Linked DNA regions of Homo sapiens: region 2 is linked to region 1. Evidence: read pairs that join two places in POLR2A ChIA-PET (ENCODE). Cell type or tissue: PC-9. All regions are shown on one strand. Links, peaks and the distances in the headings refer to the core of each region. The heading gives the core; the rest is flanking DNA.

The links. ChIA-PET counts read pairs that join two places held together with the same protein. Peaks named below come from ENCODE experiments on the same cell type or tissue, not always from the same donor. Only the 100,000 strongest peaks of a DNase experiment are listed, where the experiment ranks them.
Region 2: POLR2A ChIA-PET joins it to region 1 with 13 read pairs; 2 of 35 experiments call an interaction of 5 or more read pairs at or near these places.

The regions. Positions count from the first base shown.
Region 1 is chr17:43,834,528-43,845,241 of GRCh38, reverse strand. LOC107984979 (a long non-coding RNA gene) reads right to left here. Exons shown (of 3, transcript XR_001753057.2): 2 at 5,294-5,385. Among named protein-coding and RNA genes, the nearest start is that of MPP3, 6.7 kb to the right of the region's middle. In PC-9, for the core only: a CTCF peak has its summit at 4,453; DNase peaks (open chromatin) are centred at 4,251 and 5,321; H3K4me3 peaks cover 1,896 bases; H3K27ac peaks cover 3,827 bases.
Region 2 is chr17:44,358,002-44,365,659 of GRCh38, reverse strand. It overlaps FAM171A2 (family with sequence similarity 171 member A2), which reads left to right and starts at 1,807. Exons shown (of 8, transcript NM_198475.3): 1 at 1,807-2,063; 2 at 5,528-5,755; 3 at 5,989-6,081. The coding sequence starts at 1,946. It also overlaps the pseudogene RPL7L1P5. RefSeq lists a silencer at 1,716-2,095 and enhancers at 3,623-4,222, 4,223-4,823. In PC-9, for the core only: CTCF peaks have their summits at 1,651 and 1,652; no DNase peak of the experiment used is centred there; H3K4me3 peaks cover 1,392 bases; H3K27me3 peaks cover 640 bases.

The DNA.
Region 1 (10,714 bases), core at 2,664-7,663:
AGGCTTTTCTCAAACTCCTGGCTTCATGCGATCCTCCCACGTCGGCCTCCCAAAGTGCTGGGATTACAGGCACGAGCCACCATGCCCGGCCTTAAAGTAATACTTATTCTAGCATTTGATAGCATATCTTTGCTCTTCTATTTATTTATTTTTGTCCTTACACAGAATAATTTCTGATCCTCTACATTTCTTAAATTCAGACTTATTTATTATATGCAAGGACGAGCATCTGACACTTCATTATGCTTTCTAGTGTCATGGGACCTGAGCACTGACAGATTGAAATATGTGTTATTTGGTTATAAATTGCTTTCCTTTTATTTTTTCTCCCTAGTATAGCTCAGGCACTATAGTGTGATTTTAAAGAAGTAAGTGCTTGTGAAGGCATATTATTTATGATTGTCATTTTAGGAGAGTAAGCGAGGTGTTATTAAATGTTTATTTATATAAAGAGCATGTTGAGTGGATCCCTACCCTCTTCCTGCATATTTGAAGGTCCTTCCCCTCCATTTCCCAGCCCCACACCTAGCCCAGGAGGCTGGCTCAAGAACTCCATTAGAAACAGATTCACCAGACTGGGAAGTGGAGCAAGGGCTGGGGAGAAGGGTGAAAGTGAGGTGCTGGCATGAGCCTCGCACCTAGTTCCACCTTAGGCCACACTCTGGGGTAGATGGGGCCAACAGACAGACCTCCGTGGTGGGCTGGGGATCTGAGAAGAGAGGATATTTTTGTCCTGCTTCCCACCAGAAGCATGGGGAGGTGCCCCACCATCACTGCACCTGGGAGAGGCAATGAGGCACAAGGGCTCCTGGACAGGTCACTGGGCTCGTGACAGCCTCATCACATCCTCAGGAAGGCCTCTGTGTGCCCAAGAGGTACAGTGGCAGGGATGAGGGGACTGAGCTGCTTGGTCTTCGATGGCCACCCTGGTCCAATTCCTCTCGGTTTGGACTTGGACTAAATCACTTCAGCTGCTCCAAGAGGGTCACTTGCTCCTCTTAGATCAAGGTTTCCCCAACCTCAGTACTGTTGACATTTTAAGTTAGATAATTCTTTGTTGTGGGAGACTGTCCTGTGAATTATAGGATGTTTAGCAGCATCTCCAGCTGTACCCCCTAGATGCCAGTAGTCCCTTCCCAGTTGTGATAATCAAAAATGTCTCCAGGCTGGGTGAGGTGGCTCATGCTTATAATCCCAGCACTTTGGGAGGCCAAGGTGAGTGGATCACTTGAGCCCAGGAGTTTGAGACCAGCCTGGGCAACATGACAAAACCCCGTCTCTGCAAAAAATACAGAAAATTAGCCAAGCATGGCAGTGTGCACCTGTGGTCCCAGCTACACACAGGCTGAGGTGACAGAATCACCTGAGCATGGGAGGTCGAGGCTGTAGTGAGTCGAGATCCCATCACTGCACGCCAGCCTGGGTGATGGGAGTGAGACCTTGTCTCAAAAAAAAAAAAAAAAAAAAAAAGGCCGGGCGCAGTGGCTCACGCCTGTAATCCCAGCACTTTGGGAGGCCGGGGTGGGCGGATCACAAGGTCAGGAGATCGAGACCATCCTGGCTAACACGGTGAAACCCCGTCTCTAAAAAAATAAAATACAAAAAAATTAGCTGGGCATGGTGGCGGGCACCTGTAGTCCCAGCTACTCGGGAGGCTGAGGCAGGAGAATGGCGTGAACCCGGGAGGTGGAGCTTGCAGTCAGCTGAGATCACGCCACTGCACTCCAGCCTGGGTGACAGAGCAAGACTCTGTCTCAAAAAAAAAAAAAAAAAAAAAGCCTCCAGGCATTGTCAAACATCCCACTGAGAGGCAAAAATACCCTGGGTTGAGAACTGCTGTCTTAGATGATGAATAACTGTGGAACAAATAAGTGCACTTTTGTGTAAGTTATGTTTATTGTTTATGTAGGTCAGGGTGTTCCATCTTTTGGCTTCCCTGGGCCAAGAAGAAGAATTGTCTTGGACCACACATAAAATACAGTAACACCAGTGATAGCTGATGAGTTAAAAAAATAATCTCATAATGTTTTAAGAAAGCTTACGAGTTTGTTTGGGGCTTCATTTAAAGCCATCCTGGCTGCATGCAGCCCGTGGGCCGCGGGTGGATAAGCTTGATGCAGGCATAGTAACACGGTTTTGGAAACAGGACAGTGGGCAGAACCTAATGCTGAACCCCAGAATCAGGTAAAACTGCGTCCTTCTTTCCTCAGTGGAGCTGGGCCATCCTCGTAATACTCAGGGTGAGGTGTGGTGTATCAGTTTAGAACACACACTTTTTGCAGGTGGGCCAGCTCACCAGAGAAAAGGAAGAAGAGAGCCGGGTTACACACGCCTTGTTCCTCCTTCAACATTCATCAATCAAATCAGCAGAGGCATGGAGAAAGGCGTGGAGAGGTGTAGAGAGAGGCGTGGAGAGGCGTGGAGAGAGGCGTGGAGAGGCGTGGAGAGAGGCGTGGAGAGGCGTGGAGAGAGGCGTGGAGAGGCGTGGAGAGAGGCGTGGAGAGGCGTGGAGAGAGGCGTGGAGAGAGGCGTGGAGAGGCGTGGAGAGAGGCGTGGAGAGGCGTGGAGAGAGGCGGGGAGAGGCGTGGAGAGAGGCGTGGAGAGGCGTGGAGAGAGGCGTGGAGAGGCGTGGAGAGGCGTGGAGAGAGGCGTGGAGAGGCGTGGAGAGAGGCGTGGAGAGGCGTGGAGAGAGGCGTGGAGAGGCGTGGAGAGAGGGGTGGAGAGGCGTAGAGAGAGGCGTGGAGAGGCGTGGAGAGAGGCGGGGAGAGGCGTGGAGAGGCGTGGAGAGGCGTGGAGAGAGGCGTGGAGAGGCGTGGAGAGGCGTAGAGAGAGGCGTGGAGAGGCGTGGAGAGAGGCGTGGAGAGGCGTGGAGAGAGGCGTGGAGAGGCATGGAGAGGCGTAGAGAGAGGTGTGGAGAGGCGTAGAGAGAGGCGTGGAGAGAGACTAAGAGTTTTGTGCCAGTGGGGTTCTCTGCTCATGGAAGGAAACATCAGGAGTGGGGAAGACGTGTCCCCGGCAAAGACAAATGAGCCACAAGACAGGAAGATTTGGATTCCTGAGCTACCACTTGGAAGACAGCTGCCCTGGACAGCCACCAAGCGTGCGGCGGACTTGGAATGAGCAAGAGATAGACTTTTCTGTGTTTAGCCACGGAGATCTTGCAGTTTGCTAGTTGCTGTAGCACAGTGTAGACCACCACCATGCTTTTTGTTTTCCGTCATACATTCATCCTCTAGTCTCCTCGCAGCTTCCCTACCCTAGCTGGTTGCAAACTCGATTTTTCAACTTTCTCCATCAAACAAATCTGAAAACTCCCTTTCAATTTTTTTTTTTTTTTTTTTTTTTTTTTGAGACAGCAGGCGCGATCTCGGCTCACTGCAACCTCCACCTCCTGGGTCCAAGCGATTCTCGTGCCTCAGCCTCCTGAGTAGCTGGAATTACAGGCACGTGCCACCATGCCCAGCTCATTTTCTGGTATTTTTAGTAGAGACAGGGTTTCACCATGTTGGCCAAGCTGGTCTCAAACTCCTGACCTCAAATGATCTGCCTGCTTCGGTCTCCCAAAGTGCTGGGATTACAGGTGTGAGCCACCGCACCCGGCCCCTTTCAAATTTTTTATGTTAACCAATTACTTCGGGGAATGACAGGGAAAATGATGGAGGAGGGCAGTAATGGGAGACTGGTAATGCCTCAGGAGCTCAATCAGTAAATGCCCACGTTTACTGATAGGTAAATTTCAAATCTTCTCAGAAACTTTGAAGGCTAACTGCAATGTGTTATCTTGGACTGGATCCCAGAACAGAGAAAGGATATTAGTGGAAAAACTAGTGAAAGATTAATAAAGTCTGGAATTTCCTTAATAATAACATTCCAATGTTCATGTCTTAGTTTTGACAAATGTATCATGATTATGTAAGATGCTAACATTAGAGAAAACAGGGGAAAGGGTGTTCAGGAACTCTCTGTACTATCTTTGCAACTTTTCTGTAAATCTAAAATTATTCCAAAATATAAAGTTTATTAAGAAAAAAGAAAGTATACTGGGGAGGCTGAGGTGGGAGGATCACTTGAGCCTGAGGGGTCGAGGCTGCAGTCAGCCGTGAGCATGTCACTGCACTCCAGCCTGGGTGACAGAGCGAGACTGTCTTAAAAAAAAAAAAAAAGCAGTGAAAAGCTAAAAAGAGCATGGGGGTTCCCAGGCATAAGTCTGCATGCAAGTAGACAGGAAGCCAGAAAGATAAGCTCAGTGTATGTGCTTGTTTTCCCTGTGGGCATTTACTGATTCCAAAGCAGCAGCGAAGAGGATGAACTAGGAGTCTAGGGCCCTCTGGGGGCAGGGAATGGAATCTGGCATATTTTTGGTCACATTAGGCTGGGACCCCAAAAGGCTGTACAAACCAGGCCACCATGGACTTCCACCCAGCTTTCTGTCATTTAGGTGTCCCAGGAAACTTCAAGCTTTGAACTTGAATTAAAAGTGGCTCTTGTCTGGCAGCACCTTCCCCATCCCTACCCTCGGGTACCTTAAAGATATTAGTGAAAAATCCTTTCTGGAGGAAAATAGCATCAGCCTAAGCTGATCATTTTTACAAGTAGTTTTTTCAAATACCATCTAATATATAATCAAAGATAACCAAATCTATGAGAAGACTCAATAAGCAAGAATATGCAGAAACAACAAAACAGACCCGTGGGGACTCCATATACTGTAAATAGCAGGATCAGCCTTAACACAACTATTCTTACTGTGCTCAAGGAGGTAAAAGTCAAGCTTGACATTTTTGGCAGGGAACTGGAAAGAACAAAAAGTGACAGCAGATTTGAAAAAAGCACAACATAAGAATTCTAGGACTGGCTGGGAATGGTGGCGCATGCCTGTAGTCCCAGCAACTTGGGAGGCTGAGGCTGGAGGATCGCTTGAACCCGGGAGGCGGAGGTTGTAATGAGCTGAGATCGTGCCATTGCATTCCAGCCTGGGTGACAGAGCAATACTCTGTCTCAAAAAAATAAAACAAAAATAAAAATAAGAGAAATAGGTAACAAAAGCCACAAACAATAGGAAAAGTTATCAGAAATCTCAAAAAACAAAACAAAACAAAAAAACCCCAAAACCCCAGTACAGTAATTTCCCTTCTCATTGAGAAGTAAATGGAGCTGAGCCTGCCCTTTCTCCACCCGCTTCTGACTTGCCCTCTTGCTGCATGCCTGGGCACTAGCCCATTGCTCCTCTTGGAATTATTTCTGGTTCCCTATGGTGTCTGGGCTGAATGCCAAATGCAATGACAATGCACACCTGTAGCCTGAAGCAGATTCTCTCTGTCACCTCTTCAAGGATCGTTGGCATTCTCTTTTTTTCCAGAGCATGCTTGGTAAAGTCTCTTCTCCCTGTCCAGATGGACCCAAAGTCATTCATTCCTCTGGCATTGAGCTCATCTTCCTGTTCCCTGTGCAGCTGCTCTAAACGAGCACCTTGACCGAGCCCTGGCTGGGTGAGGCGACTCCTGCCCTGAGCTTCCGGCCATCTGGGCCAACTCCGCCCTGGCTGCACCTGCCCTGTCCTATGATGCAGCCTCTCCCAGCACTCCTGCTCCAAGCTCTCATCCACCTAAACATCTCTCTCTGCTTCTCTTTTCTTCCATTCTGCTTGCCCAAATATCCTCTGGACTAAAGGACATGTACATATAATATTTTAACAAATATTACCAGATCGTGTCCCAGAAAGTTTGCACCAAATAATATTCCTTCCAAATGTGTAAATGTGTCTTTTCCCCACATCCTTGATAGCACTGGATGTCAACAGACTTAAACATTTTTGTCTTAACAAGGGACATTGCCTCCTATTTTGGCTAAGAATTCTTCGATTATGAGTGAGGTTGTGCATCTTTTGGATTTTTTTTCCTTTTTTTTTTTTTTTAAACAGGAGATCTAGCATCAGTTTTCTGTGTTTATTGGCTATGTATTTTTTGTATTAGACTATTTTCTTTGACCGTTTAAAATTTTTTCATCTTTTCTCATTTATGTAAACTCTTTTAAATTGAGGAATTTAACTTTATCATATTGCATATGATATCATATGTTGCAAATAATATTTTTACCTATAAAAATGTTTACCCTTTTTTAAATCACACATATCCACCTTTTCCTTTATAGATTTGGATTTGGAATTTACTTAGAAATGTTTCCCTCACTGCAGCCGGGCGCGGTGGCTCATGCTTGTAATCCCAGCACTTTGGGAGGCCAAAGCGGGCGGATCACGAGGTCAAGAGATCGAGACCATCCTGGCTAACACGGTGAAATCCCGTCTCTACTAAAAATACAAAAAATTAGCCTGGCGTGGTGGCAGGCACCTGTAGTCCCAGCTACTCGGGAGGCTGAGGCAGGAGAATGGCGTGAACCCGGGAGGCGGAGCTTGCAGTGAGCCGAGATCGCACCACTGCACTCCAGCCTGGGTGACAGAGCGAGACTCCGTCTCAAACAACAACAACAACAACAACAACAACAACAACAACATTAGCTGGGTGTGGTGGCGGGTGCCTGTAATCCTAGCTACTCAGGAGGCTGAGGCAGGAGAATCACTTGAACCCGGGAGGCGGAGCTTGCAGTGAGACGAGATCTCGCCACTGCACTCCCGCCTGGCCGCAGAGCAAGACCCCGTCTCAAAACAAAAGCGAAAGAAAGCTGTATCCCTACCTCACTTCTCACATCAAAATATTTTCTCAGTAAATTTATTTTTATAATCTTGCAGAGGAGGGCAGGTGATCTGCCCGCCTCCACCTACCGAAGTGCTGGGATTACAGGCATGAACCACTGCGCCCAGCCTTTTTTCCTCTCTCTTTTTTTTTCCCATAAAGAGTAGCTATTGTAATTGTCGCCATACCTTATTTTATTTTGAGACAGGGTCTTGCTCTGATGCCCGAGCTGGAGTGCAGTGGCATGATCACGGCTCACTGCAACCTCTATCTGCTGAGCTCAAGCAATCCTCCCACCTCAGCCTCCTGAGTAGCTGGGTCTACTTGCACATGCATCAATTTTTTTTAATTTTTTTATTTTTAGTAGAGACAGGTCTTGCTATGTTGCCCAAGCTGGTCTTGAATTCCTGGGCTCAAGAGATCCTCCCGCCTCAGCCTCCCAAACTGCTGCGATTACAGGTGTGAGCCACTGCACCTGGCCTGTCCCCACATTAAAAAAAAAAAAAAATTCCTCTCCTTCCACTTAAATGTCACCTTTCTCAAATATTAAAAGACAGTATACATGAGGACTATTTCTGTTCTTTCAATTCTGTTCTATTTGTCTAGCTGTTGATTGCCTCTTTAGTACTAAACTTTATTAATTCATTTTTTTTGAGACAGGGTCTTGCTGTGTCACCCAGACTTGAGTGCAGTGGTGTGGTCATGGCTCACTGCAGCCTCGAACTCCTGGGTTCAGGCAATTCTGCTTCAGCCTCCTGAGCATCTGGGACTACAGGTGAGCACCACTACACCCAGATAATTTTTGCATTTTTTGTAGAGATGGGGTTTTGCCATGTTGCCCAGGCTGTTCTTGAACTCCTGGGCTCAAGTGATCTACCTGCTTCGGCCTCCCAGAGTCCTGGGACTATAGCCTCAGTACTAAACTTTAAAAATTGTTTTCATATTTTTAAATCCCACCTCCCTTGGTCCCATAACTCTTTTTTTCCCAGAACTTTCCTATTATTCACCAATGTTTATTTTTCCTGATGAATTGTGGTAGCATTTAATAAATTCTCTGTGAAAAATACTTCTTATATTTTAATTGGAATTGCATTGGGTATAAAGATTATTTCAGAATGAATTAATATAATTGCACTATTGAACTGTTCTTTCCCTAGCCATTTGAGGTACATTTTATCTTTTATGTCCTTCACTAGAATTTTAAAGTTTTTTTCTCCCAAATATCAATAGGTCTTTCATTTTTCCTATTAAGTTTATAAATTGGTATTTAATCTTTCTTGATATCTTAGTTTGGATTTTTTCTTTCATTATACTTAATAATTATTTTTGTCCACAGGAAAGTCATAATGTTTTTTTTGTTTGTTTGTTTGTTTTTAAGACAGAGTCTCGCTCTGTCACCAGGCTGGAGTGCAGTGGTGCGATCTCGGCTCACTGCAACCTCTGACTCCCTGGTTCAAGCTATTCTCCTGCCTCAGCCTCCTGAGTAGCTGGGATTACAGGCACGTGCCACCAAGCCCAGCTAATTTTTGTATTTTTAGTAGAGACGGAGTTTCACTATGTTGGCCAGGATGGTCTCGATCTCCTGACCTTGTGATCTGCCCGCCTCGGCCTCCCAAAGTGCTGGGATTACAGGCGTGAGCCACCGTGCCTGGCCGGAAAGTCATAAATTTTTAATATCAATTGTATACTCTGCCATCTTAAATTTTTTCATCATTTCTTTCTTGTAATTTGTTTCTTTTTATTGGTGAGTAAATATGCCATTGTATGGATATACCACAAGTGAATGAATATTTATCCATTCACTTCTTGATGGACACTTGAATGGGATTAATGCCCTTATAAGAGAACTTGAAGGGAGCACCCTAGTCCCTTTGGCCCCTACTGCCACATGAGGACACAGCGTTCATCCCTTTATGCCCGTCTTTCTTTCTTTCTTTTTTTTTTTTTGAGATGGAGTCTCGCTCTGTCGCCCAGGCTGGAGTGCAGTGGCGCGATCTCAGCTCACTGCAAGCTCTGCCTTCCGGGTTCACGCCATTCTCCTGCCTCAGCCTCCCAAGTAGCTGGGACTACAGGTGCCTGCCACCACGCCTGGCTATTTTTTTGTATTTTTAGTAGAGACGGGGTTTTGCCATGCTGGCCAGGATGGTCTTGATCTCTTGACCTTGTGATCCACCTGCCTCAGCCTCCCAAGGTGCTGGGATTACAGGCGTGAGCCACCGCGCCTGGCCTATGCCTGTCTTTCTCTTCCACCATGTGAGGATACCTATCCAGTGCCATCAGTGAGGAACAGGCCCTCACCAGACACTGAACCAGCTGGCCCCTTGATCTTGGACTTTCCGGCCTCTAGAACTGTAAGCAATAAATTACTATTACTTCTTATAAATTACTGTGGTATTTTGTTATAGCAGCAGGAACTGACTATGACAGGTTTTAATTTGCATTTCCCTGATGACAAATGATGTTGGATGAGTGCTTTCTCATATGCTTATTGGTTATTTGTATATCTTCTTTTGTGAAGTGCATGTTCATATCTTTTGCCTGTTTTTTGATTGGGTGGTTTGTCTTTTTATTGAGTTACAGGAGTTCTTTATTCTGAATACAATCTCTTTGTCAGATATATTTCTTCCTAGTCTCCCAGTCTGTGGCTTGCCTCTTTTCTTTTCCTTTCCTTTTCTTTCTTTTTTCTTTTCTTTTCTTTTTTTTTTTTTGAGACAGGGTCTTACTCTGTCACCCAGCCTGGAGTGCAGTGTCACAATCATGGCTCACTGTAACCTCTGCTTCCCAGGCTCAAGTGATCCTCCTGCCTCAGTCTCCTGAGCAGCTGGGACTACTGGCACAAGCCAACATGCCTGGCTAGTTTTTGTAATTTTAGTAGATACCGACTGGGTTTTGCCGTGTTGCCCAGGCTGGTCTCGAACTCCTGGGCTCAAGCCATTCACCCGCCTTGAACTCTTAAAGTGCTTGAAGGGATTACAGGTGTGGGCCACTGCACCTGGTCCCTGGTCCTATTTTCTTAATAGTGTTTTGTTTTGTTTTGTTTTGTTTTGTTTTGTTTTGTTTTGTTTTGAGACGGAGCCTCACCCTGTGGCCCAGGCTGGAGTGCAGTGGCGCGATCTCCACTCCCTGCAACCTCCGCCACCACACCCGGCTAATTTTTGGTATTTTTAGTAGAGACGGGGTTTAACCATGTTAGCCAGAATGGTCTCCATCTCCTGACCTCGTGATCTGCCCGCCTTGACCTCCCAAAGTGCTAGGATTACAGACGTGAGCCACTGCGCCCGGTCTTTTTTTTTTTTTTTTTTGAGATGGAGTCTCACTCTGTCACCCAGGCTGGAGTGCAGTGGCCTGATCTTGGCTCACTGCAACCTCTGCCTCCCGGGTTCAAGCAATTCTCCTGCCTCAGCCTCCTGAGTAGCTGGAACGGACACAGGTGTGTGCCACCATGCCTGGCTAATTTTTTGTATTTTTAGTAGAGATGGGGTTTCACTGTGTTAGCCAGGATGGTCTCAATATCCTGACCTCAGATGATCCACCCACCTTGGCTTCCCAAAGTGCTGGGATTACAGGCATGAGCCACTGCACCTGGCCAATAGTGTTTTTTGATGAGCAGGAGTTTTAAATTTTGATGAGGTCCATTTATCAATTGTTTTCAGGGTCCATGCTTTTTTTAAAAATTTTTTCTTTTTTTAGAAACGGTGTCTCTTTGTCACCCAAGCTGAAGCGCAGTGGACTGATCATAGTTCACTGCAGCCTTGAACTCTTGGGCTCAAGCAATTTGCCTGCCTCAGCCTCCTGAGTATGTGGGATACAGGCTCATGCCACCATGCCTGGCTTTTTTGTATCCTTTCTAGGAAATCTTTGCATACCCCAAGATTTAAAAGATACCCTCCTGTTTTATTCTAGTAGCTTTATCGATTTGCTTTATGTTTAGGCCAATGATCTCTCTTAAATTGCGTTTTGAATATGGTGTGAGGTAGGGATTGGGTCCCTTCAGGCACATAAATATCTACTTGTTCCAACACCAC
Region 2 (7,658 bases), core at 1-5,000, 520 kb before region 1:
CTTTTGTCAAAGAAAGAGCAGAGGAAAGGAAAAGGGCTCAGGTTTAAGCAACTGGAATCATTCCTACATGATTCCTGATGGCAGAAATGTGACAAAGTGCATCTCAGACAACTAGAAGTGAAACATCATGCCTTGGAATTGCCAGATAAACATTCCTTGGCCTTTGTTGTACACATCGAAAGAATTGATGGCGTGAGTTTACTGGTGCAGAGAACCATTGTAAGACTTTGCCTAAAGAAAATTTTTAGTGGTGTCTTTGTAAAAGTCACCCCCCAGAACCTAAAAATGCTGCGTATGGTGGAACCTTATGTGACCTGGGGATTTCCAAATCTGAAGTCTGTCCAGGAACTCATTTTGAAACATGGACAAGCCAAGGTCAGGAATAAGGAATAAGACCATTCCTCTGACAGACAACACAGTGATTGAGAAGCACCTGGGGAAGTTTGGTGTCGTTTGCTTGGAAGACCTCAGTCATGAAATTGCCGTCCCAGGGAAGCATTTCCAGGAGGTCTCATGGTTGTTACGCCCTTTCTACCTCTCAGTGGCCCGTCATGCTACCAAAAATACAGTGGGCTTCCTCAAGGAGATGGGCACACCTGGCTATCAGGGTGAACGCATCAGTCAGCTCATCCGCCAGCTGAACTAGACCCAGGTGCCAAACTGCAGTAAATTTTTATTAATGAAGTGGAAGCATGGGTAGTAGAAGCATGTGTTTTTGTTTTTTTGGGAATTTTTATCAAGTATCTTCAGAGAAGATTATTTCCAGCTTTATCTTCAAAAACTGGAAAGGAAGGGTCAAAGAAAAGACAGAAGCTCACGCCTGTAATCCCAGCACTTTGGGAGGCCGAGGCGGGTAGATCACTTGAGATCAGGAGTTCGAGACCAGCCTGGCCAACATAGTGAAACGCTGTCTCTACTAAAAATACAAAAATTAGCCGGGCATGGTGGCGTGCACCTGTAGTCCCAGCTACTTGGGAGGCTGAGGCAGGAGAATCACTTGAACCCGGGAGGCAGAGGTTGCAGTGAGCCAAGATCACGCCACTGCACTCCAGCCTGGGCAACAGAGCAAGACTCTCTCTCAAAAAAAAAAAAAAAAAAAAAAAGAAGGAGAAGAAACAGTAGCTTATGTTCATGGCAAGCACCTCTAATCACAGTCCAGTTTCCAAGGAAAAATTCCAGCGTTTTAGTTTAATGTCGGTAAGTGAGTAACTCTAGCATTTGTACAAGGCTCCCTAAGACTCCTGCACCAGTCGGCCAAGCCCAGGGACATAATTGAATTTGGAGATTCTTGGGGCCTTGTTTTGAAAAAGACTTGAAATAGGAAGAAAGGCCCAAAAATAAATGTTCACTTGTCTCTGAAAAAAAAAAATCTGTCTCAAAAAAAAAAAAAAGAGAGACTTAGGGGGGTCTAGGGGGCCTTCCCTGCTATCACCCCAGCACTGCCTAGGTGTTCTACCGGGAGAAGGGGGCCATCGAGCAGGGAGTTCTTACAGTTTTCTGAGACTTTCATGACCGTACCCCTTGAGAGTGTTGTAGGCAATATCCACTCCCCACCTACACACACACAAATTTTGCACCAAATTTTGGGGACTCTCGAAACCCAAGAACCCGGGTGATGGGACCCTAATCCCGACACTCCTTTGCAGCGCAGAGTCTGGGAGCGCAGAGCGCGGGGGCTGCGGGGTGGGCTGAAGGTGGGCAGTACCGGGGGGCGGCGGGCGGAGCGGGGCCGGGAGGGGGCGGTGCCGGAGGGCCAGCGGTGTGGCGCGCCGCCTGCAGGGGGCGCTTGCGGCGGCTCCGGTCGGAGACAATCGCGCTGAGCGGGCGCCGCAGCGGGAGCGGGAGCCGGAGCTGCGAGGCGCGGCGCAGAGCTGGGGCTGCGCGGGGCCGGGCGAGCGGGACCAGGCGGGAGCCATGGACCGCTAGGGCCCGGCCTAGCCCCGCGATGCCGCCGGCGAGTGGCCCCAGCGTCCTCGCGCGGCTGTTGCCGCTGCTGGGGCTGCTGCTCGGCAGCGCCTCCCGGGCTCCCGGCAAGTCGCCGCCGGAGCCCCCCAGCCCGCAGGGTGAGTCTCAGCCGGGAGGGGCCGCGATCGCGGGCCTGCGCCCCCTGATCAGGCTCCCGCCCGTCAGCCCCCTCTTCGCGGCGTTCGTGAATTGAGTGGTATTCTGTTCCCTGGATTCGGGTGGGGGGAGCTAAGCGATCTGGGGTTGGCGCTTCTGGGGGAAAGTGGAGGCGGGGAGAGGGAGGCCGTCCGGGGCGGGGGTCTTGGGGAGACACAATGGGTAGTGCGAGGGTCCCCAGGATCTGCGCCGCCGCCCTCTCCCTATTTGTTTTTCTCCCTCCTGGTCCGCGAGGCGCTGCTGCCTGAGCCATTGTCTACCGAAGACACCCGCCCAGGGGCGGGCTGGGGCGGGCGCCTGCTCCGCAGCCCCCTGCGGGTTGCTCGCTCCCGACCCTGGCGGGGTGGGGGCGCCGGCATCCGCTGCCACCCTAGGCCGGGACCGGAGGCTGGGAGCCTGGAGCTGGGTTTGAAGGGGGGAGGGGAGAAGGGGGAGTGGGTGAGGCTGTGGGCGGGATTGACTGCTCTAATGGGGTTCTTTGCCCTGGAGCCTGACAGCTCCCAGCCAGCCCCCCTGGTTTAGAGTTTGGGGTGCACCAAATAAATGCTTGTGAGCCTATGATGGAGGACGAGCCGCAGTTGTGGGCCTCTAAGAAAAGGGGGTACATTGTGATTCCCAGCTGAGGGAGCATGGCAGGCTTGTGGTCGTGGAGCCATGCTGAGCTAGCTGGCTGTGGGCAGTGCCGGCTGGGAGGGCAGGTGCCTGGGTCCCCCCCCATTCAGCAGGCCTCCTGGCATTCCTGTCCCCTGCCCGCCCCCATATCACCCCCTCCTCATCTCACATCTTCGCAGTGGAGGAGACCCTTCCCAGCGACTCACCGGGCGCAGGTGGGTGTGTGAGGTGGGGGTGGGGCCGGCTCCTGCAGCAGGAAAGGGTGGGGGAGCAAGACCCTGACAACACATCCCACAGGCAGGCCTGGACGCTTGGGGGCCTCCGCCCACTCCAGTCCTGAGTCCACCTCCCGGGTCCTGCTCTCCCTCTCCTGCCTGTGGGCCCCATCCCTGCCTGAAGCAGTATTCACTCCTCACCCCCCACACTAAGGAGCTGGCAGGAAAAGCAGAGTGGGGGGGTCTGGATGAGGGAAGTGGGGTCCGGATGAAGGGAGGGGGTCGGATTTCCTCCTGGACTGAGGCAGGCCTAGAGCCGGGAGAGGTGGATACTATATGGAATGTCAGGCTTCGAGGAATGGGTAGGGTTCACCCTCTGCCTCAGTCTCCCCCAGCTCTCTCGGGGAGGAGATCAGGCTTTTCTTAGTAGGAAGAAGCCCTAGTTTCTTAGGACGCCCCTCCCCTCAAGTCCCTGCACCTCAGGGGAAGGGGCCCAGGGAATTGGCTGGAATAGAGCCAGGATTGGGGGTTCTCTGGGGCAGCTGGCGGGGAGCCCAGGTTGAGGGAAAGGGGGAAGGGAATCTGCTAGGCACCTGCCCCCTCCCTTCTCCCCCACCCGCAAGGTTGGCACAGATCCTTACCAGCCCACCCCAGTTTTGTTTCCCCAGCCCCCTCCCTCTTCTGAAACTCTGACTCTTGAACCCAAGGCATTCCCTCAAATGACCATATCTCAGACTCGGGATCCCTCTCCCCAGCTGCTCTATCCAGCTGTTCCTAAGCCCGGGATGGAGGTGGGAGTAGCCAGGACCTTCTAGCTTCTCCGAATTCCTAATGGGTGTTGGCAGGGGGATGGATGAGGACCTTGCACACGTCCTCCTAGGCTCTACCTCCCCCCACCCCATGCCACTTAACCTCTCTGAGCCATAATTTGTTCATTTGTAAGACATGGAAGGATAGTGCCTACATCATCAAATTGAAGTAAGAATTAAATCACATCAAATGTGCAAAAAAACAGTAAAGGGGTGCCAGCTTCCTGGAGGAGCAGAGAGCGAGAGTGAGTGGAGTGTGCACCCACCCTGCAGGGTTGGGCTCTGGCCTGGGAGGGGAGGTGGGCTCAGGGGAACAGCTGGATGGGATGCCTAGGGCAGGCGTGGCGCTGGCTGCGGATTGGGAGCCTGAGCTAAGACACCTGTCACTGCTGAGTGTCAGGCTCCACTCTAAGGCCTTCCCTCTCCTTGAAGTCTCCACAGCACCCTGACCTCCCCAGGCCCTGCTGCTCTCAGCTCCAGACTCTTCCTTCCATACCCAACCCCCACTAGATTTGCATCCAGCACTCAGCCCACTTCCCACCTGTCTCCTGGGCCCCCCACTGAGGTGTCCATACATGCATGACACACCTTGTTAGCAGGAAGGTAGGGGCGAAGTGTGTTCTTGAGGGAGGGGCTGTGCTGATGGGAAGGGGTGCCCTGGATCAGAGAGACTGCCTGGAGAATCCATGGGAACAACTCAAGGCTTGGTTCCTTCCCATCACGCCATCTGAGGGCAGGACGCCTGCCTGATGGCCTGGCCAGATTCTCCACGGGCTGTGGGCAGAGGCATCCCTGGAAAGCAAAAGACTTGGGCTTCCCTCCCCAGCCCCCTCCACAATAGTTCTCTTGGGCCTGGGTTGCTCCCCCCTAGATCTCCTTTCCCTTACCAGGGCCCCAGCTCCCTGCCTGATCTCCTGGGAGGAATGAGGGCGTTGCCATGGTGACTGACTGTAGCTGACCAGCTGGGAGGGGGCAGGCGGTTCATGTGAGGGGGAGGAGGCAGAAGTAATTTGTTTGGGCATGGGGTTGGGGTGAGTCCCTAAATCTGAAGGGAAACAGGCTTGTGCAAAGGATTCTGGGAAAAGGATGAATGATGGGAATGACCAGTTTCCTAGTGTCCCCTGTCAATTTTTTCCCAAGACCCCAAACTCTGCCCTAGCCTCCATCCTCCCTTTCAAACTGCTGAATCTTGACCCTTCTCCTCTCCGCCTGCGGACCCAGCTTTACTTAGCCTTTCTCAGCCCTCCTGTCCTTCTCCTCTCCCCAGGCCCGGGGTTAAGAATGTCGCTTCTAGAGGCAGACTGCCAGGTCTGGATCCCAGATCTCCACTTAGCTGTAGTCCAAGTATCTAAACTCTCTAAGCCTCAGTTTCCTTATCTGTAAAATGGACTAAGAGCATATATTATCAAATCCAATACACCACTGACTGTAAGATGCACCATGATTTCAGGTACCAGTAAGAAAGGAAGAAATGCTGCCAGTTATAACGATGGCATCATCAATCATAGGCATAGCCCGAGTTTAGAATTGTGAAAATGTGACACAGCGCATGTGTTAGACGATGAAATACAGGAATAGTCCCACCTCCGGCATGGGCTGATAGGAGGTTTCAGTGAGTGCTCTGTGAATGCTGGGTCTTAAATCATGCCTTCTCTAGCCTCAGCCCAAAAGACTCTCTCAAACACAGCTCCTTCCTCTGATCTTGGGGCTCCCCCCAGTTCTCTTTCCCCCTCCCTCGTCCTCACTCCCTTTGCCCCATCTTGCCCACAGAGATCCTGATCAAGGTGCAGGTGTATGTGAGCGGGGAGCTGGTGCCCCTGGCCCGGGCCTCAGTGGATGTGTTTGGGAACCGGACTCTGCTGGCAGCTGGCACCACAGACTCAGAGGGTGTGGCCACCCTGCCCCTCAGTTATCGCTTGGGCACCTGGGTGCTGGTCACTGCTGCCCGCCCTGGCTTCCTCACCAACTCTGTGCCCTGGCGTGTTGACAAGCTGCCCTGTGAGTGCAGGGGCAGGTGGAGGGGGGGGACAGCAGCTGACCCTCCATCAGCCCCTTCCCAAAATAGTCTCCTTGGGGGTGGAGGGGGAGGCTTTCCAGCAGCTGCTGCCTGGGCTGGGGTACACAGAGGGGGCTGAGGGAGGGTGAAGCCTCTGGGACTCAGATGGAGGGGGTGCCTGGCTGGGGGGTAGGGGGTGGGTTTTCCTGGAGCTGACCGGCCATCCCTCCCGCAGTGTATGCGTCTGTCAGCCTCTACCTGCTCCCTGAGCGGCCGGCCACGCTCATCCTCTATGAGGACCTGGTGCACATTCTCCTAGGCTCTCCCGGTAAGGCTCCCCCTCACCCACGCCAACTCTTCTTCCTTCCCCTGACCTAGGTGTAGAGACCTCCACTGTCCTATATTAGCTGGGTGTCCTTGGGCAAGTCACTTCACCTCTCTGAGCCATAATTTGCTCATTTGTAAGACGTGGAAGGTTAGTGCCTACATCATCAAATTGGAGTAAGAAATCACAAAGTGAAAAAACACAGTACAGAAGGTGTTCAATAAATGTTTACAGTTATCGGGGCTTCTCGTGGTTTCTATTCTCCATCTATTCCTACCTTCCCTGCCACCTTTATCTTCAATGGGTCTACACAGATTTGTTGTGCACCTGCTGGATGCACAGGTGCACAGGAAGTGCAAGGCCCAGAGCAAGCCTGCAGTTCCTGGTCTACCCCCAGGCTTTTGGTCTCGCTCAGCTAGTACTTACTTCAACTCCTAGGCTGTGCCAGGCATTGTGGCTGGTGCTGGGAACCACGGTGAGGAAGAAGACCCGCTCTTTGCCTTTGGACGTTCACAGACAAGTAGGAAGACAGATCATTGCAAGCCCTGAAATAGTTCCAGAGCAGGCAGGGCAGTGGAGTGGAGGGCAGCTGCTTTCAGTGCTGAGACGGCCCTAACCTGCGAGGGGACCTGGCTGGGTGAGAGCTTGTCGAACGGAGCAGTCAGCCCTCGACTCAGGAGTGAAGGGGAAGCAGAGGCACCTCCACTGGAGAGGAAGGCCAGGGGGAGACATCAGGTGGAGGGTAGTAGAGGACAGTGAGGGTTTGGGGGCTCCATTCCGCTTAGAGGGCCATGGTGGGTTTCGGAGTTTGAGGAACCCCATCCCAGTTTGTAGTCTCAGCTTGAGCCCTTGTCATGGAGCTAGTTTTTGTTGTTGTTGTTGTTGGGTTTTTTTTTGAGATGGAGTATTGCTCTGTTGCCCAGGCTGAAGTGGTATAACCTCGGCTCACTGCAACCTTTGCTTTCTGGGTTCAAGGGATTCTCCTGCCTTAGTCTCCTGAGTAGCTGGGATTACAGGCACCCATCACCACGCCAGACTAATTTTTGTATTTTTAGTAGAGACGGTTTTGCCATGTTGGCCAGGCTAGTCTCGAACTCCTGACCTCAGGTGATCCACCCGCCTCTGCCTCTCAAAGTGCTGGGATTACAGGCGCGAGTCACTTCACCCGGCCTCACCAAGCTGCTCTTGTTTGCTCACCTTCGTCACTCTGATCCCAAGCTTCTAAGTGCCCCTGCAGGTTTCTAAAATACCAGTGGACCCTTTGTGGCCCCCTAGCTTGAAGCCCCTGCATGGCGCCTACTGCTTTCAGTACCAAGCCCAGGTGCCATCTCAGAGCTGACTGCACCCTCCAGAGCCCGGGCCGCCCTCTGCCCCACGCCTCTGGGCCTTTCTCATGCCAGGCCTCCTGGATGTCCTTTCCCTCTTTCTTTCCTGGCTGAGTCTTCCACATCCTCCAAGACTCCACAGGGCCTCCCCTGAGCTGAGTGAGACCAGCTCCCCTAGTCCTCTGCATCCCTCTATTTGGATAGCAAGGCAGGAGGAATGGCATGGCAGAGGATGGGCCTGGAGCCCGATGGCCT